Regions from separate parts of the Homo sapiens genome. Here region 2 is linked to region 1. Evidence: chromatin loops called from intact Hi-C (ENCODE). Cell type or tissue: IMR-90. All regions are shown on one strand. Links, peaks and the distances in the headings refer to the core of each region. The heading gives the core; the rest is flanking DNA.

Region 1 (9,102 bases), core at 37-2,536:
CAACCACCACCACCACCACCACCACCACCACCACCACCACCACCACCACCACCACCACCACCACCACCACCACCACCACCACCACCACCACCACCACCACCACCACCACCACCACCACCACCACCACCACCAACACCACCACCACCACCACCACCACCACCACCACAACAACAACACCACACNNNNNNNNNNATCACCACCACCATCACCACCACCATCACCACCACCATCACCACCACCATCACCACCACCACCATCACCACCATCACCACCACCGCCATCATCATCACCACCACCACCACCACCATCACCACCATCACCACCACCACCACCACCACCATCACCACCACCATCATCACCATCACCACCACCACTGTCATCACCACCACCACCATCACCACCATCACCACCACCATCACCATCACCACCACCACCACCACCATCACCATCACCACCACCACCATCATCATCACTGACTACTACCATCACCACCACCACCACCATCATCACCACCACCATCATCATCACCATCCCTGCCACCACCATTATCACCCACCAACTACCACCACCACCACCACCACCACTACCACCACCACTACCACCACTGTATTAGTCCATTCTCATGCTGCTAATTAAGACATACCCGAGACTGGGCAATTTACAAAGGAAAGAGGTTTAATCGATTCATAGTACAGCATGGCTGGGGAGGCCTCAGGAAACTTACAATCATGGTGGAGGGGAAGCAAACACATCCTTCTTCACATGGTGGCAGGAAGAATTGCCGAGCAAAGGGGGAAAAGCCCCTTATAAAACCATCAGATCTCGTGAAAATTCACTCATTATCACGAGAACAGCAGCATGGGGGTGACTGCCCCCATGATTCAATTACCTCCCACCAGGTCCCTCCCACGACATATGGGGATTATGGGAACTACAATTCAAGATGAGATTTCGGTTGGGACACAAATCCAAATTGTACTAACCACTATCATCACCCCCCACTACCACCACCACCACCACCACCATCATCATCATTACCATCATCACCACCACTACCACCATCATCGTCAAAGCTTCTTTTCTCCATTACTTCAGAAGGTCTTGGGGCAGCGGCTTTATTTTCCCCTTTCCTTCGGTAAATTCAGTCTTGTGTGTCTGCTGCTTATTAACATCTCCACCAGGGGGCAGGCTGTGGAAGAAAAAGGTTCAATGCAAGACTTTACTCTGTCCTTGAATTTCGGAGCTGCCAGTGTATGAATTCTTCCAGACTCTCCCTGACAGAAACCATCTTTATATATCTGCTAAGCAGTTCTATTTTTTAATTTCTCTATCACAAAGAGTTCCTCTTGTTCCGTGAAATATGTATGGTTTTGAATATTTGAACCCGATGTTTTCCTCTTTGCTCTAACTTCTGAAATGTTTTGCCAAATGTGGGAAAGTGGAGCTTGATATGAGTCAATTGCATTTTTTTTCCTGCCAAAAAGTGATTTCAATTTTCAGCTGCAGACATAGGCAAAAGGTGTCTAGGATAAGAGAGTTTACACTTCTGGGCCAGCAAACATGGTGGCATGCAGGCCACACTTCCCTCCTCTGTGCTCACAGATGGCATGGTTGATAGATGATGGCAATCTTCCTCACTGAGTCCAAAGGCAGTTCTAGATACTTTCTCAACACACCACTTCAGTCAGCTTCTAGCGATCAATGGCACTTGAGATAAAACCAACTTGGCATTTCTGAGATGTTCTACGTCACACTCCTTCCATCACTCTCCATTTGAAGCATAGTGTTTGGGTCAGGGCATTCTATTTTCAGAAGAATATTTGTGCAGTGATGCTTAATGAGGGCAGCTCTCCTCCCAGGGTGTGCAAATCTGTGGCCATTTCTTAGTAATCACAGCCAGTGGGGACACATCTGGCACATGGTAGGTGGGAGCCAGGATTGCTTATTCACCCTGTGAGGTGTGAGGTTTTCCCTCATGATGAAAACTTCTCTCCCAGCCTGTGCTAGTTTTGAGTATCTTGTTGGTCATGTATATAGGTGAAAAACCTGTTGATAATAATCTAATGCCAGACCTGAACTCTATTTTGTATCTAACACACATTATTTTCCTGTGCTTTTAATACACACAGAATTTCCCAGTTGTATAACTATCACATAAATTGAAATCTATCCCTCTGTTTTGCAGAAACTTCCCCAAGAGTTGCTTACCATTTCTGAAAATTGCCTCACCAATGACAGCGCTGCCCCTGGGATCTGAGTTGCCAAAGCAGCACACTGGGTTCAGCATGCACGGGTAGTGGTCCTGTTCACAGGGATTTTACATGCAAGGCACGCATCTGACTTCTTACTGACGTCTTCTATTGTAGTCACATTGTCATGGATGTGTGGTGGTCATGCTATTTATGGATTCTATTTCAGACAACAATAAAATAGGTGGTTCCAATATTTGGTCTAGAAAGAGAGTCCACTAGGCTGGGTGTGGTGGCTCACGCCTGTAATCCCAGCACTTTTCAAGGCTGAGGTGGGTGGATCACCTGAGGTCAGGAGTTCGAGACCAGCTTGGCCAACATGGTGAAACCCCGTCTCTACTAAAAATACAGAAAATTAGCCAGATGTGGTGGCAGGTGCCTGTAATCCCTGCTCCTCAGGAGGCAGAGGCAGGAGAATCGCTTGAACCTGGGAGGCAGAGGTTGCAGTGAGCTGAGATTGCGCCATTGCACTCCAGCCTGGGCAACAAGAGTGCAACTCTGTCTCAAGAAAAAAAAAAAAAAAGAGAAAGAGAGTCCACTAGATAGAGACAAAGGGTTGCTTTTCTTATCTCTGTTGAAGAAGGGGGTGCAGGCATTATATGCTGGCCTTCGTGTAAAATGCTAAGCTGGGGGGTGGATGTGCATGAGTGAATGTGTGTGTTTAGTGTTTTACTTTTTTTTTTTTTTTTTTGAGACAGAGTCTTTCTCTGTTGCCCAGGCTGGAGTGCAGTGATGCAATCCCAGCTCACTGCAACCTCTGCCTCCCAGGTGCAAGTGATTCTCGTGCCTCAGCTTCCTGAGTAGCTAGAATTACAGGCACGTGTCACCACGCCCGGCTAATTTTTTTTGTATGTTTAGTACAGATGGGGGTTTCGCCATGTTGGCCAGGCTGATCTCAAATTCCTGACCTCAAGTGATCTGTTGGCCTCGGCCTCCCAAAGTGCTGGTATTACAGGCATGAGCCACCATGCCCGGCCCTAGCGTTTTTTTTTTTTTTTTTTTAATAGTGGTAACTGACTTAGGCTGACCCACTTCCACTCTTTCCAGATCCAAAAAATGCCAGAAGCACAGATTTTGGGGAGACACATCATTTGGAAGAGGCATTGCCCTGGTTCATAATGGGCCATGTAAGATTCACTGATCTATGTGGGATCCAAGAAACCAATGGCCGATCGTTTCTATCATGCTCTAAGAATTTTGGGTCTTCAAATCACTTTTAAGTTTATGACCTCTAAGAATAGATTTAGAAATGACATCTTATGGCCGAGTATGGTAGTTCATGCCTGTAATCACAGCACTTTGGAAGTCTGAGGTAGGGGGGACCTCTTGAAGCCGGGAGTTCAAGACCAGCTTGGGAAACATAGCAAGACCCCATCTCTAAAATTAAAAAAAAACAACTCACTGAACATGGTGGCACATGCCTGTAGTCCCAGCTACTTTGGAGGCTGAGACAAGAGGGAGGCTAAGGCAGGGGGACTGTTTGAGTCCAGGAGTTCAAGGCTACAGTGAACTATGATTGCAGCACTGCACCCTTAAGGGTATCAAAAAACAAGTCATCCCTTACGGTATCAAAAATCTGGAAACAGCATTCTTTTTTGATACAGCAACCTCCTAGGTATTTATTCTGAAAAAAATATTGGGAAAATGTGCAAAGATGGATAAACAGTTTGCATTATCAGTAAAGAAACAGGAAGAAAAATCTAGCTGTTGAGCAATAGAGCACCGATTAAGTGAATTAGTTACATTTATCTATCTATCTATCTATCTATCTATCTATCTATCTATCTATTTATTTATTTGAGATGGAATCTCACTTGGTCACCCAGGCTAGAGTGCAGTGGCGCGATCTTGGCTCACTGCAAGCTCCTCCTCCCAGGTTCACGCCATTCTCCTGCCTCAGTCTCCCAAGTAGCTGGGACTACAGGCACCCGCCACCATGCCCGGCTAATTTTTTTTTCTTTGTATTTTCAGTAGAGACGGGGTTTCACTGTGTTAGCCAGGATGGTCTCGATCTCCTGACCTCGTGATCCGCCCCTCAGCCTCCCAAAGTGCTGGGATTACAGGCCTGGGCCACCGCACCCGCCCTAGTTACATTTATTTATTTATGAGATGGAGTCTCGCTCTGTCACCCAGGCTGGAGTGCAATGGCATGATCTCAGCTCACTGCAACCTCTGCCTCCTGGGTTCAAGAGATTCTCCTGCCTCAGCCTCCCAAGTAGCTGGGATTACAGGCATGGGCCACGACACCCGGCTAATTTTTGTATTTTTAGTAGAAACGGGGTTTCGCTACATTGGCCAGGCTGGTCTCCAACTCCTGACCTCAGGTGATCCACCCACCTTGGCCTCCCAAAGTGCTGCGATTACAGGCACGAGTCACCGCACTCAGAAGTTACATTTATATACTGGAGAACTATCCACCATTAAAACTAAATTTATATTTACTAAAATGGAAGGGCAAAACTAACATATTTAGTGATGATAGACTATATGTATATTATTACTCAATTCAAAACTTTTATATATTTACATATAAAAAGTTCTGGAAGGACATTGATCAATGGCAAGGGGAGAAATTAAATGCCATTAAATTTCTGTTTCCAAAAAATTTTCATAATAGTTATGTATTAAGTATGTAATTTCAAAATTAATATATTTTCCCCCAAACATTTAAAATAAACAAACTTAGTCTATATGCTTGCTGTATTAATTTGCTAGGACAGCCTCCACAAAGTACCACAGACTGGGCAGCTTAACCAAGAGAAGATCATTTTCTTATGCTTCTGGAGGCCGAAAGTCAGAGCTCAAGGTGTCAGCATGGCTGGTTTCTTCTGAGGCTTCTCTGTTTGGCTGTAGATGGCTGTCTTCCTCATGTGTCTTAACACTGTCTTCCTCCTGTGTGTTCCAATCTGTTCCTAAAATGACAACTGTAACTTTGGATTAGGCCCCCCCGCCGATGACCTGATGATTTAACTTAATGATTGTTTAAGACTCTATGTCCAAGTCCAGTTACCTTTGGAGGTACTCGGGGTTAGGACCTACACATATGAATTTTAGGGAGGACTCAATTCTGCCCCTACTCTTGCCTTCTAAATAAAATATGGAAGCCTTGTAGTTTTCATAGGAAACACCTTCTGTTAATAAATATTAGCATGACATGATCATACTAATAATTATTTTATAGCAGCGGTCCGGAACCTTTTTGGTACCAGGCACTGGTTTCATAGAAGATAATTTTTCCATGGACTGGGGGTGGGGAGTGGTTCCAGGATGATTCCAGCACATTCCATTTATTGTGCACTTTATTTCTATCATTATTACATTGTAACATGTAATGAAATAATTATACAACTCACCATAATGTAGAATCAGTGAGAGCCCCGAGCTTATTTTCCTGCAACTAGATGGTCCTGGGGGTGAGGGGAGACAGTGACAGATCATCAGGCATTAGATTTTCATAAGGAGTGGCAATCTAGATCCCTCACATGTGCAGTTCACAGTAGGATTTGTGCTCCTATGAGAATCTAATGCCACCACCGATCTGACAGGAGGTGGAGCTCAGGTGGTAATGCGAATGATGGGGAGTGGCTGTAAATACAGATGAAACTTCTGTAGCTCTCCCTCTGCTCCCCTCCTACTCTGCAGCCCACTTCCTAACAGGCCGTGGACTGATACTGGTCTGTGGCCCGGTGGTTGAGAACTCCTGTTTTATAGCTTGATAAAAGCTATTTTATACATTTGGACAGAGATTCTCAAAATGTCTCTGTTGACATGAAGAAGATGCAAATGCACACTGACAAAGCAGTCTTCCTTCCCCAGCAGATTCATGGATTGCAGTATTGGAATCAAGTCATGCTTCTTTTTAAAAAAATTGTGATTCTTATTTTCCTTTTTGTATTCACATCTCAGCAGCAGAAGGAAGAGTCATGCCTTCTTAATTTCAGGTCAGCAGTCAGTCAGTCCACATTTACTGGACACCCACAGGGTATGGCACATTTTACTAGGTGTGGGGGCAAACTAAAAATAAATAGAAGCTTAATTCATGCCCTAAAGGAGCTTTTAATTTCCTGGAGACACAGAACACTCCTGCTGAACACAAATACACTAATAATAAGGAAACATTTCATGTGAGATTTAGAGATAAGCAGTCTAACTTAGTTTGTGAAGGGTGATATATTTTGTAATTAAGTGACTACAGAGTAATGGGATGGCCAGGACTGGCCCTCAGACCTCTTGACTCCCTGTGGAACTTTTCCCATCAGGTCACTCTGCCACCAACCCTAATGAGCCCCATCAACTGCAGTACAAATCTGTGCCCTAAATATTGAGGGGGAGTTCAAGTAAAGAAAACAAAATCAGATTTTTTTTTTTTGAGAAGAAGTCTCACTATTTCGCTCTGGCTAATGTACAGTGGCGCGATCTCAACTCACTGCAACCTCCGCATCCCAGGTTCAGGTGATTCTACTGCCTCAGCCTTCTGAGTAGCTGGGACTACAGGCATGCATCACTATACCCGGCTAATTTTTAAATTTTTAATAGAGGTGGGATTTCACCATGTTGGCCAGGCTGGTCTCGAACTCCTTATCTCAAGTGATCTGCCTGCATCGACCTCCCAAAGTGCTGGGATTGCAGGAGTGGGCCACCGTGCCCAGCAAAATCAGATGTTGGTATCATGAAAAGCATATCAAATGCATTTTGGAGAAAATAAGAAACATGGATTAAAAGGAAAGATGAGGGAGCATGAGCTAAGAGTTGGTCTAAGAGTTGGCGGCGTAGAGTGATACAGAAAGCCAGGAGTTCCTCTCAAACCAACTGAGGGAGATGGTTAAGGCTGTGAGAGGCAGGAGAGGTTCTTCCGTGGGAAAGGACAGGTCTGTATGAGCTGAGGGAAGGGGCTGCATAGAGTCGTCACAGGACTGAGACTGGCGCAGGGAGGCAGAGGTGAGCCTGGCAGAAGTTTGGATGTCACAGCCCCCTCCACATTCCATAGCTTCTTTCATTGCAACTTGTTTCTTAGTTCAGTTAGTAGAAATTCAGTCTTTTCTTGGGGATGCTGAAAAGTCCGTGGGTATTATTCCATAAAATCCAGAGCAGTGGAAAGGATTTGTTTGAGCATATGTGTAATTATGTGTGTAAGTGTGTGTGAGTGACTGTGTGAGCACGTGGGTGGGTGGGAATATGCACGTATGTGAGTGTGACTACATAGAATGTGAGAATGCACATATGTGTCTGTGTGTGTGTGTTTGTGTGTGTTGTATGTGAGAGTCAGTGTATAGGTACATTGCTCCTAGAGGTCACTGTACTTGTTTCCTATTGCCACTGTGACAAAATTACCGCACATATAGTGGCTTGAAACAACACACATTTGTTATCTTACAGTTCTGGAGGTCAGAGGCTGAAATGGGCCTCACTGGGCTAAAATCAAGGTGTGAGCAGGGCTGTGTTCTTTCTGGAGGCTCTAGAGGAGAAACTGCATCTTGCTTTGTGGCACTTTCTCCATCTTCAAAGCCAGCCTTTCTCCTCTTGAATCCTCTGACCTGCTCCTCTGCCTCTCTCTTCTGCTTTTAAGGATCCTTGTGATTACATTGGCCCTGCCTGAATAATGCAGTATAATCTCTTTCTCTTAAAGTCGACTAATTAGCAAACTTAATTCCATCTGCAGCCCTCGTTTCCATGTAACCCAACATATGCACAGATTCTGGTGATTAGGAGGGTGACATTATTCTGCCTACCACAGTTACCATCATAATCTGCTTTCATAAAGCAGAAATGCCTCTTTCCCCTTTCTCCAAATGTTGAAAGGCCTTGGAGGGGCAGGAGGCCCAGGCCTGGAGAAGCAGGTGTATTTTGCAAACACACCCCAGGGGGTTCTGATTCAGCCTCACTCTCATTGTGATCCACTGGTTTAAATGTTAGCTTAAAACAGCATTTATCTTTTCACAAATAGCAATGACAGAAAGGACTTTTGCGATGATTTAACCCATTCATTTTTATTCATCAGGAAAGGGAGAGCTCAGCTGGTGAAATGACTTCTCCAAGGTCTCCCAGGTTGTGAGGGTAGAGCTAGATCACCTACCAACATCCTCAAAGCTCCATCCACTGCTCTTCCTATGGTTAGATTCATCAATTTTACAAGATTATTTATTTCCCTGCCTTTTCTAACCAAGAGAGATGTGGTTTCTGTGGATAAGATGCTTACATGGTTTTGTTGCCTTTGCTGCCGGAGGCACATAATGGGTTGAGGAGGTGAGACCCAAGGTAAATATGCCTGGTATTCAATCTGGAGTGTCGTGGTATCAAGAAGATGAAGATAACTTGGAAGAGGTTTACAGGAGATCAGCTAAAATGATGAAATGAGGGAAGAGTGAAGCAGATAAGGAGGGAATCCTTCACTAGGCAGCCAGTTGGCTGGAAGAAAGCAGACTGCAGGACTTCCCTGAATATTTTCAAGCTGGGATATAAGGTTCATGCTGCTTGCAAGTTGGGCCTCAGCACTGGAAGTCTCCAAATTAGCCGTGGTGAAGGGAAATCAATGTCTTTGAGTCCATCAGTTGGTTCCATTTCTACTCCGTGGCCACTTTGCATATGAGCCCATCAAACAGTCAGTGAGGTGGCTGGGAAGGAAGTTGACTGATATCTACAGGGCTGATAATTTTGTCCACTGGTTTATTCATTACCTTTCCCACTGTGGAGTAGGGTCTTTGGGAGAGAGTACACTTTCGGGAAACTTTTCTAGATGCTGATCCACATACCTCCTCAAACCTCCCTGTGGCTAATTCTCCAATCTTGTTCCTTCCATGTTCATGACCAGCTATCCAAACATTAGCCACAGCCTGAAGCCCAAGAGTCTGATAAT
Region 2 (17,136 bases), core at 7,583-10,082, 310 kb after region 1:
TTGGTTGACAGTTTTTATGGTGATTGGCACTCAAACAACATTTCTGATGGACAGAATGGGACTCCCATGCCTTGCCCTAGCATCTGGAAAGCTCAGAGCTCCTGCTCCATGAGCGCTGCTGCTGCACCTCCACCTGCACCCCCACTTCACTAATGTGGAGGGATTTCCAACCTATTTTAGAAGCAGAGGCCTATTAATGTGAAGGCCACTGAGTAGCCTTGAAGTCAGAGTTTCCATCCAGATGAACGTCTAAAAATTTTCAACCTGAGATTATTTTCCTGACCACAAGAAGAAGGAAGACATAATTTTTATGGTTGACTTGAGAGAGGCAGACTGCCTGCCCCACCCTCTCCTCTCCTTCCAAACTGATCTTTGTTTTTGGTGTCATTTGGCTCTTGGTGGGAGGAGGGGGGAGGAAACTCTTTCCCAGGCGAGAATATAAGCACCCCATCTCTTGCAAGGAGCAAGTGCATTTTGGAAGAAGAGCCTCCTTCCCCTCCAGGGAAGACTGTGGGAATGTGAGCCCCTATCTTTTTTTTTTTTTTTTTTTGGTAATTCCTGTGGTCTTTGATTTATTCTCCGATTCTAATAGACAACCAAGGACTCTGGAATTGGCTGCAAAATCAACTGTGGGAGAGGAGATGAGAGCTTTTGTGTAGAGAGGTAGAAGTGGAAGAAGCCAGAAGGAAGGGAGTTGAAGAGATTCCAAACACATGGCCACTCCAAAGCTGCAGGGCACTGTCCTAGTGTCCACTAGCCACTCTGCAGCAAGGGTCATGGTCAGCTGACTGCTCCAGCTGCATGGGATGCGAATGGTCCATCAACTGCCCATGCCCTTGCTCAGGGCTCACACTCTTCTGTCACCTCCCTACAAGTGGGGTCTTCACTGAGCACCATTCTTGTGGCTACAAACCCCCAAGAGGGGAGGTGATGACTGACCAGGATCTCCCAGCTCCATGATGGGGTCAGCTTCTTCAAAGTCCCCAGCTCTCATTCCAAGAAAACTGTAAGATTGAAGATAGTCAGAATACCTGGTATCCAGGTTCCCTAGGGCTGCCATGGCAAAGGTACCACAACCTGGGGGGCTTAGACCAACAGAAGTCTACTGCCTCCTGGTTCTGGAGGCCAGAAGGCCAAAATCAAGTTGTCAGGAGGGCCATGGACTCTCTGAAACCTGTAGGGGAAGGGTCCTTCCCTGCCTCTTCCAGCTTTTGGTAGCTCCAGACATTGGCTTGCAGCAGCCTCACCCTAATCTCTGTCTCCATGCTTACGTGGCTTTCTCCCTGCACCTCTGTGTCTTTTAAAAAGAAAAACAGTCATATTGGATGAGGAGCCCACTCTGCTCCAGGATGATCTCACCTTAACTAATTGCATTTGCAGTGACCCAATTTCCAAATAAGGTCACATTCTAAGATATTGAGGGTTAGGGCTTCAAATACCATTTTTTGGCAGGCAGGATGTAGTAGCCTGTTTTCACGCCGCTGATAAAGACGTACTTGAGACTGGACAATTTACAAAAGAAAGAGGTTTAATGGACTTACAGTTCCATGTGGGTGGGGAAGCCTCACCATCATGGCGGGAGGCAAGGAGGAGCAAGCAATGTCTTACATGGATGGCAGCAGGCAAAGAGAGAGAACTTGTGCACGGAAACTACCCCTTATAAAGCCATCAGATTTCATGAGACTTATTCACTATCATGAGAACAGCACGGGAAAGATCTGCCCCATGATTCAATTACCTCCCACCAGGTCCCTCCCACAACATGTGGGAATTCAAGATGAGATTTGGGTGGGGACAGAGCCAAACCATGTCAGAGGGAGGCACAATTTAACCCAGAACACTTGGGATGATGAGGAGTATGAATTGGAAATGCCTGAGCCCCCTAAACTGGGCTAAGGAGACAATCCCTCCCTCTCTCCTACCCTTCCTCCTCTCCCTCCCTTTTTTCCCTTCCTCCCTTCCTCTGCTCCCTCCCTTCCTTCCTTCCCCTCTTCCTTCCTTCCCTCCCTCCCTTCCTTCCTTCCCTTACCCCTTCCTCTTATCCTTTCCCTTTCTTCTTTCCCTCCCTCTCTCCTGTCCCCTCTCTTCCTTCTTTCCATTACTCCTGCCCCCATGTCCTCTTCCCCTTCATCTGTCCATCTCCTTAGAAGTCTGCCAGTGAGGTGCACAGATGAGGAATGTCAGGCTGCCCAGGATGGCATCAGCCAGCTGACTGCTTGCAAGTGGCTCCATGGGCCCTAGAGAAGGGAGGAGGCCAGCCTCCTCAATCTGAATGCCCTTCTGCTTTATGAGCCTTGCCTCTGCTGCCATTTTTAGCAGCAGCTTAACTTGCAGGGATACTGCCCTGGTCCTCAGCTGCCATCCCAGACCTGCAGGCGATGCCTGGGCGCTCCCTCCCTGCTGTCACAGGACACTCACCACCCGCTGATAGCCAGCCTGCTTTTTTGACATTGTGAGGCATCTGCCTGGACAGCCAAGGACAATGCTGCAGTTTCTGTGGAAACCTGAGTGCCTGTAAGGACTCTAGTGGGGACTCTAACCCACCATTGGGCAGGCTCTGGGAGAGGCTAGAGAATGGTGGTCAACCACCTGAGTGAGGTCTGTCTGATCTGTGACCCGAGGGATGTCACTCACTCTGGAGCAAGGGGCCCTCTCTGGGCCTCAGCTTGCTTCTCCAGTGAGAAATTGCCAAGCCTGGCCACCTGCCTGAAATGAGGGTAAGAGGAGACAGAAGCAGCACGAACACAAACTAACACTTAAAGGGATTATCTTGTCAGTTGCATGGGACTTTCTTTTGCTGTCCATGGAGATAGCTGTAGGAAGAGGGATGGAAAGGCGGAGGAGGGAGTGGGGCCTGATTCTTTGATGTAGAGAGAGGTACAAGAAGAAGTAGAAGGCTTGGTTTCGATAAGAGGCATTTTAGATTTGGCCATCCCAGGGGCCCAGATGATGCAGTAGTGGAGGAAGCCAATCTTGGACTCCCTCTTCTCCTCAATTCTTCCCTGGGTCATGGTGCAGCTCAGGACCTCTGAAGGCTTTGGCTGCTCTCCGTGGAAGACTTTGGGACCAGTCAGCACATGGCCTATTGGCAGATTCACAAAGGGCATCTCCCATCTCACTCTGCTGTGCAAGTAAATGGTTATGAAGCCTTCAGAGGTGCCACAGAGAGGCCCCAGGGCTGAAGACCATGCATGAACTCTTTTAGCATGGAAAAACACTCACGAAGGCAGTTATTAGTTATAGCACCCTATTTAGAGACTTTATAAGACACAATTTTTGTTTTATCAATTTGTAGGAACATAGATCATTTACTGTTTGCTGACTATGGTTCTCCCATGAGGACCTCTCTCTCTCATGCTTCCTTCTTCCTAGTAGTTATAGAACCACTCAGACTACATTTCCCAGTTTCCCCAGTGCCTAACCATGGTCATGTGACTAAATTCCAGCAAATGGGATGCTATGGAAGTGACGTGTGTATAGCTGCCAGGGAAGCTGCTTGCCCTCCACATCTTTTATCAAGGCTAGAAGGTGAACTTGGGGTAATGAACCAGTCCTAATGAGGATGTAACCAAAGGGAACGGTAGAACAGTGAAATGAAAGGAAGTTGGATCCCTGTATGACCTGCCAGATCAGAGCAGCTGCCCTCCATCCTCTCTCCCGAAACTGCCCTGTTCAGCTCAAACTTTAAAGGAGAGAAAAATGAACATTCCATCTTGTTTAAGTCACTCTTATTTTCATCTCTGCTAAAGCAACTGAACCAACATATACAAACTGGATCAATAAGTAATTTGCGCTGTGATTTTGCTTACTATCATGCACATATATTGGTGTCCAAAAAACATGAGTGTGAAATCTTGTCAAAAGTTTGCTCACATGTTACCTGTTTTTTCCTGCCAACCAACACCACACACCACTTTCTCATAAAGGTCTTCTTAGATCCAGGAAGCTAACCCAGAACCCTTTAAAAATGATCATATTCTCTGGCCGGGCGCGGTGGCTCACGCCTGTAGTCCCAGCACTTTGGGAGGCCGAGGCGGGTGGATCACGAGGTCAGGAGATCGAGACCATCCTGGCTAACAAGGTGAAACCCCGTATCTACTAAAAATGCAAAAAATTAGCCGGGCGCGGTGGTGGGCGCCTGTAGTCCCAGCTACTCGGGAGGCTGAGGCAGGAGAATGGCGTGAACCCGGGAAGCAGAGCTTGCAGTGAGCCGAGATTGCGCCACTGCAGTCCGCAGTCCGGCCTGGGCGACAGAGCGAGACTCCGTCTCAAAAAAAAAAACAAACAAACAAAAAAAAAACAAACAAAAAAAAAAACACATCATATTCTCAAACAGCTAATAGAAAGGTCAATTCAGAGTGATTTACCTTCAGAGAGGGACCCTCAGAGAGAACCTTGTTTTGGGGAGTTGTAAGAAGCCCTGTAGGCTCTATGACCTTATATCTCAGATTTTTAGGACAATTCTAATTTAAACTATTCTGGCTCAGTTCCCACAAATGTATTTGTAAGTGTACTTGCCATGGTTTTTGTTGAGAAATGTGGTCGCAGTCCCTACGGGCCCCTCAGCTGATTGTCATCCCTTCGTGTCATCTTGCCCTCTGGTCTTCCTCCTGCCAACTCAGGAAGGTCTAAACTCAGGGGACAGAGGACTGCTCCCTCTGAGCTGCTCCCCCCGAGCTGCTTCCTCTGAGCTGCTCCCTCCGAGCTGCTCCCTCTGGCCCCCTCTCTGACGGACTTTTTCTATTCTAGGAACTGTACCGCACTCATTCGTAGGGAAGCTTTTTTTTTTTTTTTTTTTTTTCCTTTTGGAGAAGTTAAGCTTCTTTAGAGATTAAAGTTGGTTTCCTCTAGCTTCCTTACAAACTCACAGTGTTAAAACTGGGTCATAGAGACATAGTTGTTCCATTTTCTAACCAGACAATAGCTTCAGGCAGTGCCAGAGTTCCCCTCCTCTCTGCCCCCTTTCTGGAGCCCCAGGAAGCCGCTGAGCAAGTCCCTCCTGCTGGGAGTGGACAGACCTCCTTTGCACCTGCCCTCCTCCCTGGGCCAAGGGCACTTGCCCTTGTCACCAGCTTAAGCTGTCGCCTTTTCCTTTGTCTCTAATTTATGCTACTGGCCTCCAGGGGGCTCCCCTCTGCTCCCGCTTCCCTCTCCTTCCCTCCTCCCCCTAGGATGCATTCTAAACAAGGGCAAGGACATTTTTTGGGGTCATGGGGCTAGGGGTGGAATTTTTGTCTGTCCTCAAGGGCTTAATGCGTTGAGACTGTCATAGATGGTATCATCATTCAAAAATATTTTCCGGCCCTTCCTGAAGGAGAGGATAGTTCCCTACCCCCTGCCCCCCACTGACATCAGATTTGACATTGTGACTTGCTCTTGCCAAGAAATGCAAGCAGAAGTGATGTGACACATGTCACTTCCAGGAAAAAGCTTTAAGAGCTAGTGTGTGGTTTGCTGTGTGTCTTTTCTCTCTTCCACAAGATGGACAATGGTCCAGAAAGGGGCTGCTTCATCAGCCTGGATCCCAAAGAAGATAACATGAAGCAGGGATATAGTTGACCCATGACAGATGGGCAGCTTGAGCAAGAAATAAACCTCTCTGACTGTAAGTCATTGCAGGTTGGGCATGTTGTTATTGTAGCATAATCTAATCTGTCCTGACTATTTTAGAACATACATAGAAATGATCTCACACTCTTTTTCTATGAAGCTATGGTGAGTTGGGCTTGGGTTGGACATGCAAGGAGACTGCTGCATCATGAGAATATAGTGTGGATAGATTAGTCTACCTCTGCTCTAGGCTTTAGAAAGAACCCCACCACTCCCCGCCCCCTACTCCACTCTCTTTTCTGGCCCTGGAATGACCTTAATGTTATCTGTTTCCATATGTACCTGTGTGTTAGTCTGTTTTCACGCTGCTGATAAAGACATACCTGAGACTGGGTAATTTATAAGGAAAAAGAGGTTTAATGGACTCACAGTTCCACGTGGCTGGGGAGGCCTCACAATCATGGCAGAAGGAGAAAGGCACGTCTTCCATGGCAGCAGACTACAGAGAACGAGAGCCAAGCAAAAGTGGAAACTCCTTATAAAACCATCAGATCTTGTGTGATTTATTCACTACCATGAGAACAGGATGAGGGAAACCACTCCCATGATTCAATTATCTCCACCTAGTTGCTCCCACATGTGAGAATTATGGGAGCTACAATTCAAGATGAGATTTGGTTGAAGACACAGCCAAACCATATCAGCCTATTTTTATCCCTGGTCCACCTTAAGGCAGGATGCAGTCTCTCTTCCCAGGCACCAGAAAGAGGCCATTGCATTAGAAGAACTGATGATAAATATTGATTTTACTGAAGATCTCACAGGGAAGATAGAATGTTTATATCATATCCTCAATGCCAACTGCCCATGCATGTCTGTAGCAGTTCTCCATGATACAATGAGCTCTGGAGCCAAAATACTTAGGTTCGAATCTCAGCTTTACCACTTAGTGTGTGATCCTGAGCAAGTGAATTAAATTCTATGTCTGAGTTTTCTCTTCTGCAAATTGGAGACAATGATGCTTCCTGTCTACTAGGGTTGTTATTCTCGGTCTCTGACAAGCATGAAAGTTCGACTCGAACTAACCTCTTCTTGGTAACTTTATTCTTTACCTGTCTTCTCCGCATGACCAGAGATACCTCTGTAAAATGAGGTTGAGCAGGAATATCAAGCCTGCCACACAGCAAATACATAGTAAATGTTAGTCATCATCATAATCATTATCATCACTGTTATTTCAGCTATTAACAATCTTCACCAGATATGCTTGCTTTTCTAAGTCCCTTCCTCCCCATTATGCTATTGGTGGCTGTGACTTTTTTTTTCTTTTCTTTTCTTTTCTTTTTTTTTTTTTTTTGAGACAGAGTCTCACTGTGTCACCCAGGCTGGAGTGCAGCGGTGTGATCTCGGCTGACTGCAACCTCTGCCTCCAGGGTTCAAGCAATTCTCCTGCCTCAGCCTCCCAAGTAGCTGGGACTACAAGCACACGCCACCACTCCAGGCTAATTTTTCTATTGTTAGTAGAGATGGGGTTTCACCATATTGGCCAGGCTGGTCTCGAACTCCTGACCATGAGGTTTTGGTCGGCCTCCCAAAGTGCTGGGATTACAGGTGTGAGCCACTGTACCCGGCCTGTGCCTTGCCTTTCATTTGATCTTCTCCTGTGTCGTGTCCAGCCTCATGGTCTCCTGTCCCTCCCCTTCTGAACTGAAGCTTCCCCACCACAATTGAGTCCCTTGTGTATCTGGGATCTGGCGTTCATGCCCTCCTCTCTCTCTTCCCTCCTACACTCCCCCTCCACCACCCCAACCACAAGCCCACATATCTCTAGCTCTCAACCATCCTACCTTGGAGACATTACTTGCAGAGAATAGCCTGCAATGCTGTGAAGTTCCCTCCCAGGGAGAAAGAGGTCATCTTGAGAACTTATATCCCACAGCCCCCAGTCTCCCATGCTGGGACCTTCTCACCTCTTCTGTCCTGGCAAGCAGCCAAGTGTGGCTCAGAGGCTGAGCAGAGGGAAAGATGTTGGCCCTTTGCTCCTCAGCATCAGTGGGCTTAAGTGCGGGCACAATCCAGACCTGGAGTGTTTGCATTTGAAGGCTTAGTTCTACTCGAATGAAACTCTGGTTCAAGGCCTTCCAGGCCAATGAAAAATTCCAGCCAACTGAGACCAAGCAAATGTGGCTGTATCCACATATTCAGAGCCAGGCCTTGGGCAGGGCAGGTGACAAGGAGCATGTCATTTGGGGGAACCTAGCACTGAGTGAAATCATCACAGTTAATTCTTTACTAGCTGTGTCAGAATTTCGGCTCATTTTAATCTTGGTGTTCAATGAACACCCTGAGGTCTTCCTCATGAGTCCCCTGCATTCTGATGAAATTGCCTTTAGTGTCTTAGGAGGCCGTGTGGTTCAGAGCATGGGTGTGGAGTTGAGAGATGTCCATTCCACTCCAGGTTTCACCCTAAAAAGCAGTGTGAGGTGGAACGAGTTATTCTGAGGCTCAATTTTTTCATCTATAAAATGATCATTATTATTATCACCGTCACCATCATAATCATCAATTGCCCTGCCCCCTGCCTCACAGTCTTACTAGGGTTCAACAGGATAAGCTATGTAAAATGTTCGGCCCAGGGCCTGGGACCTGTTTTTCCTGCTTCTGCTGTTGTTATTGTTACTATTATTATTGTTTCAGGTCACCTGGCCCTCCAGGGCCTCTTTGTAACTCTTATAAAATGATCTCTGACACTCTGAGCCTGTTTTTATTTGGAATCTTAGGGGAAAAAAGCATTTGTGAGGTCCAGGATTTAATCTTGTTTGTCCTCGGGGCATGTGGCTATTAACAAGGGTTGTTTACGGAGGGTCTGTCCATCCTGCTGAGCTTGTGTGATCCTCACAGTGGCCCTGCAAGGTCAGCATTATTATTTCCATTTCATGAATGAAGAAGAGGCCCAGGGAGGTTGAAACACTTGCTCAAATTCACACATCCAGAAAGGAGCAGGATTGGAGTAGGAACCTGTGTCTGATTCATTTTGCAAACACTTTTCTAGCACTTTCTATGCTCCTAGCACTGTTTCAAGTACTTTTTAAATAAGAATTAATTGATGTCATCCTCTTAACAACCCTATGAGGTAGGTGCCGTGACTGCCCCCTTGTGTAGATGAGGAAACTAAGGCACAAAGAGGTTAAGCCACTTGCCCAAAGTCACACAGGTTTGCATGGCAGTGACAAATTCACTTCGGCAGCCTGGCCCCAGCTGCCCCTCAAGGCTGTTCTTTCCCATACACGTCACTGTCTCTCACAGGGGTCCCGCTTTTTCAGTGGGTACATAAGCCTGCCTTCCTGGCACAGACATAGACCCCCTTCCCTGGTCCCCTTCGAGCCTCTTAAAAGGGGAGCCGCTGTTCTGCATTCATCCTCCATGACCGTGGCCTCTTCTGCTTCCTCCTCAGAAGCCAGTGGGTTTGTTCTGCAAATTGCTAGTCAGAGGAGGCCAGGCATTGTTTAGGCTGCTGGTGGTGAGGGTCAGTGCCAGCTACTGGACCAGAGCCAGACCTGCCCCCGTGCCAAACCCACCGCAGGGAGGCCTGCTGCACCTCCTCCTGGGAGGTCTCCCTAGGGCATCACCTGAGAGCATGCAAAACAAAAGCCACACAACCAAACCATTTTTCCAAGGAGGGCCTGCTTGCCCAACACAGTAAAATCCAACTCCTATTGGCCTGTATTCCAGTAGATGCATTCAGTGTGTCCCTTGGCAAAATAATGTGGTAATTGCTGTAAGAGACTGCCCGCTGCCTTCCCCAGTGGATGCTCTATCCTTCACCAGTGCTCATGAGCATTTGTGGAGGGGTCCTCTTCCATGGCCAGCCAACAGCCCCACTTCTGCACCCTGGCTCATACCATTCAGAGTCTGCACCCTGGACTGACTTAGACTAGCAAAAGATTTTAATCAACTGGTTCCATCTCCCCAGCCCACACGGATATCTGGGGACTCCTAAAAACACCATCTCTGCCTGAAGAAATTTCCCTAGCATCTGCTAAAGCAGGCTAGCAAAGAGGAATGGGGGCTTACTCCATCTTTTAACAAATTGACTTATTAGGAAGCGTTCTCACATCCTGAGTCAAATCTACTGTATTAAAATTTTCTCCCATTCTCTTCGTGCATGTTCTGGAGTAACAAGATCAAGACTGCTTTCTCCTCTACATGACAGCCCTTTAATATTTAAAAGCAGCTGTTCTTTTTCTTCAGTCTCTAATTCCCTAGGCTAAATATATCCAGTTCTTCCATCTGTTATTCCAACAGGATGGTTCAGAATTCCTCACCATTCGGGCTGTCCTGATAGGAGAACTCTCAAGATTGCCAATATCCCCTTTAAAATGAGGCCCCAGGAACTGAACCCACTGTCAGAGCTGACTGTCATCTGAGTTCCCTGGGCGTGAGCTGCATTTATTTTCCTTAAGAGCCAGGTTGCCCGGTTGGCTCACTCCAATCTGCTCTTCTCACATAAGCTGCTGCTGGTTATGTTTCTCCCACATTCTAAACTTGGACAAGAGAGTTTTTAGATCTAAATGCAGGCTTTTATATTGATGACTATTTAAAATCCTCTTAATCCCTTTTAAAGGAAATTCTAGTCAAATTCAACATGTTCCCATATCAACGGCATTATTCTATCTTTTCCACTTCATATTATCTTCAAATCTAAAAAAAAATTTCCCTTCACACATTTGCCCAAGAAAAATATTGAAAAATTCTGCCAGAGCACCTGGGTTACCCACTGAAGAGAATTCTCCAGAAGAAGGTCAACTGAAGAGATGGCCTGCCATGCTAATCATAAACAAATTCTAAGCAGATGGCTTGGAAATTCGTTAGAAAATGGATGATGTGATCACCATCAGTCAATCAGCTGGTTAATTCAACCAGCTATTAATACTCTGAATAACATTCCATCTCACCCACAAACGTATCATGGTAGACTTTGTCAAATGCCTCATGGAAATCAAATCATGTCAAGGATCAGTCTCCTGACTTTAAAAACTAATACCCTTGACTGGGCGTGGTGGCTCACGCCTATAACCCCCACACTTTGGGAGGCTGAGGTGGGCAGATTGCTTCAGGTCAGGAGTTCGAGACCAGCTTGGCCAACATGGTGAAACCCCATTTCTACTAAAAATACAAAAATTAGACAGGCATGGTGGTGGCGCACCTGTAGTCCCAGCTACTCGGGAGGCTGAGGCAGGAGAATTGCTTGAACCCGGGAGGCGGAGGTTGCAGTGAGCCAAGATCGTGCCATTGCACTCCAGCCTGGGTGACAGAGTGAGTCTCCGTCCCCCCCTCAAAGAAAAATCAAAAACAAAACTAATACCCTTAAAAAACAACAACAACAAATGATGTTGGTTTGTTTTTAAAAAACACATGCTGATTCCTAGTGATCATTTATCCACAAACCATCTGTTTCCTACTCAAGTCCAATGGGAGTATTTTATCCCCTTGCCCCATTGATTGAGTCAGAGATGGGCATGACTCAAGCCAGAAGAATCAGAGTCAATCCAGAAACTTGTACTGGAACTATTTGGAAAGAATCTTCTTTCCACTGAAATTGCTAAGGTTGGAGGATATAAGCCTGGGGATGTCAAGAGCCATCACATGAGATGGCTGAGAAGGGAGTCAATAGAGAAGCTAGCAGAGAAACTGGCTGGGATGCTACTAAGTCCTCATGGTGATATCTGACACCTGATCTAAATGTGCCTGAAAATAGAACCCCCATTTGGATTTTTCAGTTACAGGAGCCAATAATTCCCCCATTTTTGCCAAGCCTCAATCTTTTTGAAATTTGCATCTAGGCCATTTTTTCAACCCCTGCCCCAAATATATCCATAGCTGTCCCTCTAAGCACGGCTTCAGCTTCCACAAGCTCCAATATGTCACAACTTCATTAATTTTTAGTTCAGTATATTTTCTAATGTCCATGGGGATTTCTTATTAGACCCATGGATTATTTAGAAGGGTGCTGCTTAATTTCCAAGCATCTAGGGCTTTTCTAGATATCTTTTGTTATTATTTCCAGGGCTCACCGGTCTGTAAATATATGCACAGGATCTCATTTCCCTTGAGGTCTTCCTCAGTGAGGATTCTGCGGACTCCACATGGGTATCTTCCTTATGGTTCCTCATGTGATCATGACAGAGTTCATCTCCTCAGTGCCACCTTGGTCCCACCACATCCTTCTCAGATTTTCAGTATAGTGTGGTATTTGCTATCTCCCTTGGAAGCAAGGCCTCTGGAGCCCTCTAAATGTAAAGCTGCACCTCATTTAATAGTGGAGGGAGAAGAATGTCCTTAGTAGACATATTTAGTTTGTCCATCCAGCAGCTCTTCCTTGGAGGAACTATGCTTCCTCTCTTCCATATAGTTCTAGTGGGTTTGTCAATCACTGTAAAGCCCCTCCCCACCACACATGCAGAAATGGGCATGTGACTCAAAATGGCCAATCAGAGTTTTCCTTAGGAATTTTCTGCCCAGCTATCAAAGAAGACTGTCTTTTTCAACTGCAAGGTTATGTGTGGAGGGTTTCTAGGGGCCACCGTCACAGCCCATCAGAAAGGTCTGCAGAAGAAATAAAGTCAAATTGAGACAAGCAAAGCTGAGAAACAAAAGGTAAGATAGAAAAGAAACCTGCTAACATTGTTAGAGCCTTCCATCCACTGGAAACTTGAACCTCTCCTATGCTTTCCACTTTCATGAACTTGCAAGTTTCCCTTTGGCTTGTTTTAACTTGGGCAGTGGTCTGTCACATAAATCCAAAAGAGCCCTATATTGCTTGTAAAGGGTTGAATGGTGGCCCCCCAAAATGTATGTCTATGTTCTAATCCCCAGAACCTCTGAATGCGTCCTTATTTGGAAAAAGGGTATTTGCAGATGGAATTAAGTTAAGCATCTGGAGATGAGATCATCCTGAATTACCTGAGTTGACCCTAAGTCCAATGGCAAGTATCCTTATAAGAGACACACAGGAGAGACAGGGGAAGACGGCCGGGTGAAGATGGAGGCAGAGACTGGAGTTATGCAGCCACAAGCCTAGGAACACTGGCATCTGTCAAGTTGGAAGGGGCAAAGAACAATATCTCCCTTAGAGCCTCCTGAGGGAGTGCAGCTCTGCCGACACCTTGACTCCTGGCCTCCAGAACTATGAGAGAACAAATTTCTATTGTTTGAAGCCCCCAAGTCTGTGGGAATTTGTCAGCAGCCTCAGGAAACTAACACGTTGTTCCACTTTTGTATCAGCTGAGGGGAGGGTTATTTGGCCCTGATGTCTTCTGAGGCAGACTGGTACCTGTCCGTGGCCTGTTATGAACCAGGGCTGCACAGCAGGAAGTGAGCAGTGGGTGAGCAAGTGAAGCTTCATCTGTATTTACAGCCACTCTTCATCACTCACATCACTGCCTGAGCTCTGCTTCCTGTCAGATTAGCAGCATTAGATTCTCACGGGAGCACGAACCCTATTGTGAACTGTGCATGCGAGGGATTTAGGTTGCACGCTCCTTATGAGAATCTAATGCCTGATGATCTGTCACTGTCTCCCATCACCCCCAGATGAAACCGTCTAGTTTCAGGAAAACAAGCTCAAGCTCCCATTGATTCTACATTATGACGAGTTGTGTAATTGTTTCATTATATATTACAATGTACTAATATTAGAAATAAAGTGCGCAATAAATATAAGGCACTTGAATCATCCTGAAACCATTCGCCCCCAACCCCTGGTCCATGGAAAAATTGTCTTCCATGAAACCAGTCCCTGGTGCCAAAAAGGTTGGGGACTGCTGTTCTAAGGCTTCAGATAATAAAGACGGATACGGGACATACCACGCTATATTCCAGATTCCCTATCCGCTCTGACAACCAGTTTCCTAGCTGGCTTGGTGTGGGCATGCCTACCACGTTCTTCACTCAGAATGAGTTATCTCCTGGGAGATATCACAATCCCCTTACAAATGGACTCCTGATGAGTCCATCACCTGTCACACACACACACTTTGCCATAGGGTAATGTTAATATCTCAAGCATTAGAGTCAGTGAGGCCAAAATTAGAATTCTACATCTGCTAATTCCTGTGAGACAGTGGAGACAAATTGGTTTACATTTCCAGGTCCCAACTTTCTCAGCTTGCAAATTAGGAATCTCTAGCTCACAGGGTATTATAAATGTTAGGTAATCCACACAAAGCACAGAGCAGTCCATGGTCCATCTTCTCAGCAAATGCAAGCTAGGGTATGTTGCTAGATATTTTTAAAACCTGGCTTTGGGCTTTTTTCAGATATTGAGCAGCAATATGTTCAGGAAAGGTGTACGAAGCTTCATTGGGGTGAGTCATGATTTGCAAAGGATGGTTTAGGATTGGGCATAGGATCTCGTTTGGGCCAATGAGATGAGAGGGGAAATTTTTGCTGGGCTTTTCTGGGGAAAAATGATTTTAAAAAATTAGACACACAAAGAGACACCCACTCAGACTTTGTGTTTTGGACGCTGTGATGTGAAGATACAGTGCATAGAGTGCTGGCAGCCATCCTGTGGCCATGAGGCAAAAGCCCAGAAAATTTCAGTGAGCAGTCATAGAGCCTTGATATCAATAAGCTGCTAAATTCACCGATTCTGCAAATCTAGGCCTCCAGAACTCTTAATGTGTGAGGTCATAAACTCCGAATGTCTATGCCACTTTTGCAGCTGATAGCCTCCTGAAATGTTCCTCAAGGACTTTGTGTGTTGTACAGTTGTTTTTGTTAGTGATGCAGTGTTTTTAGGCTAAGCGAGTGTATTAGTCTGTTCTCACGCTGCTAATAAAGACATACTCGAGACTGGATACTTTATAAAGAAAAAGAGGTTTAATGGACTCACAGTTGCATGAGGCTGGGAGGCCTCACAATCATGGTGGAAGGTGAAAGGCACATCTTACATGACAGCAGGCAAGACAGAATGAGAGCCAAGCAAAAAGGGTTTCCCTTTATAAAACCATCAGATCTCGTGAGACTTATTCCCCACCATGAGAACAGTGTCGGGGAAACCATCCTAATGATTCAATTATCTCCCACTGGGTCCCTCCCACAACACGTGGAAATTATAGGAGCTACAGTTCAAGATGAGATTTGGGTGGGGATGCAGCCAAACCATATCAGTGAGCAACACCTTAAAGTGGTTTCATGACACCTATTACCATTTATGATTCTCTCCTCAGTGTAAAACCAAATAAAGTTTCATCCTCAGGGTTCTGCCTTCTGTTGCAACATTTTCACATCACCTGGGGAAAAACACCCTTTTTAACCAAATTTATTTGCCCCACAAATCTCAACACATGGGTGATCAATGTCAGCATTGGAAATGTTTTTCACATTAAAATTCAAGCACAACATTTGCTCCATCTGGGGACAGAGTGAGCAGGTAAACAACTTTGAAAACTATGTACCATGTGAGATACAGGGGCTTGGGTGTCTGGACCCTGAATCCTGTTCAGCTCTGACAGTGAGCTTTGTTTCATTTGTTTTCACTCTCCCCTACATTAGTTCTCTTGAACAGCGGCCAGGTTCTTCCTTCCTCCTCTCAGCAACAGGCAGGCCTCCCTGAAAGAGCTCAAGATCCAGGCTGCGGGGTGACTAATAGTCACTAATTTAAAGAGGAGAATCCTCTTGCTCTTTGGTGCATAAATTCTGTCTACTCTGCCTAATGCAATCACTAAGGGGTCACTCTCCCTGCCTCCTAGGAAAACACAAGGAATATGTTCTACTAGAGTAACAGTTAACCCTTAACAGCCACATCGAATATTAAGAGGGTTTAAACTAAAGGATGCTACGGCACAAATGCCAACTTTTCAGAGAACCCTTCCCTTGACCACATAATTACAAAAGAACTCTGATCATTCTCTGGTTCCTTACCTGACCCTTTTCTGAAGTCACATTTACCAAAGTATAATTTATATACAGTAACATTCACCCTTTAGGTGTACAGTTCTCTCTTAGTGTTGGGCAGCTATGCAGACCCCACTGCAATCCATCTGGAGAACTTCCTGTACACCAAAATGTTCCCTTGCACCCCTTGGTAGAGAATCCCTTCCTCCATTCTAAGTCCTTAAAAACCACCGATCTGATCTCTGTCCCTCTGCTATTGCCTTTTCCTGAATGTCACATAAAAGGAATCACATGGTATGTAGCCTTTGTGAATTGCTTCTTTCACTTAGCACAGTGCTTTTGAGATTCATCTGTGCCGTGTGTATCCACGGTTCATTCCATTTAGTGCTGGGTAGTATTCTTTTACATGGTGATACCATAGCGTGTTTAACTGTTCATGTATTGAAAAGCATTTTAATTGCTTCCAGTTTTGGTTTTGTTTCCTAATAATGATTGTTTCCAAGCTGCTATGAAGAATCATGTACAGGTTTTTGTGCTCATACATTTTTATTTATTTGGGAGAAATGCCCAAGAGTGCAACTGCCAAGTCATAGGGTAAATGTTTGTTTTTTTTCCAAAAATTGCCAAACTATATTCCAAAGTGGCTGACTACTTTATGTTAATTTTAATAAAGACCAATTTATTGATAATTTATTTTATGGATCAAGCTTTTGATGTCATGTCCAAGAGCTCTACCTAAGCCTAGGTCACAGATATCTTCTCCCACGTACTCTTCTAAAAGTTTTAGGCTGGGCTTGGTGGCTCATGCCTGTAATCCCAGCACGTTGAGAGGGGGAAGCAGGCGGATCACCTGAGGTCAGGAGTTCGAGACAAGCCTGGCCAACATGGTGAAACCTGTCTCTACTAAAAATACAAAAAATTAGTCCGATGTGGTGGCACACGCCTGTAATCCCAGTTACTCAGGAGGCTAAGGCAGGAGAATCGCTTGAACCCGGAAGGTGGAGGTTGCAGTGAGCCCAGTGAGCCGAGATCACGCGACTGCATTCCACCCGGGGTGACACAGCAAGATTCCATCTCAAAAACAAATACAATTAAATTAAAACGGTTTTAAAATATTACACTTTACACTTAGATCTATGATTCATTTTGAGTTAATTTTTTGTATGTGATGTTTAGGTTGATGTTCTTTTTTTTTTCTTATAAATGTCCAGTTGTTTAAAAACCATTCATTCTCTTTTCTCCATTGAATTGCCTATGCATCTTTATCAAAAATCATTTGGCTGGCATGCACCTTTAGTCCCAGCTACTTGGGAGGCTGAGGTGGAAGAACTGATTGAACCCAGGAGGCAGAGGTTGAAGTGAGCTGAGATCGCGCCACTGCACTCCAGCCTGGGTGACAGAGTGAGATTCTGTCTCAAAAAAAAAAAAAAAAAAAAATCAAGTGGCCATCCTAGCAAGTTATTTTGTGGATATAGACAAACTGATTCCAAAGTTTTAATAAAGAAGCAAAAGATCCAGAATATCCAACTGAATAGTGAAGAACAAAAACAAAGTTGGGTGACGGATACTACTCACCTTCAAGACTTCCTATAAAGCTACAGTAATCAAGACAGTGTGGTACTGGTGAAAGAATAAACAAATAAATCAATGGGACATAACAGAGAGCCTAGAAATAGATACATGCCC

The links. Hi-C counts contacts between places; a loop is a spot of excess contacts. Peaks named below come from ENCODE experiments on the same cell type or tissue, not always from the same donor. Only the 100,000 strongest peaks of a DNase experiment are listed, where the experiment ranks them.
Region 2: a loop joins it to region 1, with 5 times the contacts of the local background. A loop is called at or near these places in 2 of 110 quality-filtered maps.

The regions. Positions count from the first base shown.
Region 1 is chr21:31,784,885-31,793,986 of GRCh38, forward strand. No RefSeq gene overlaps it. Among named protein-coding and RNA genes, the nearest start is that of SCAF4, 57 kb to the left of the region's middle. In IMR-90, for the core only: a CTCF peak has its summit at 1,179 (motif pointing right); a DNase peak (open chromatin) is centred at 1,187; H3K27me3 peaks cover 345 bases.
Region 2 is chr21:32,091,556-32,108,691 of GRCh38, forward strand. No RefSeq gene overlaps it. Among named protein-coding and RNA genes, the nearest start is that of LINC00159, 14 kb to the left of the region's middle. In IMR-90, for the core only: a CTCF peak has its summit at 8,695 (motif pointing left); no DNase peak of the experiment used is centred there; H3K27me3 peaks cover 464 bases.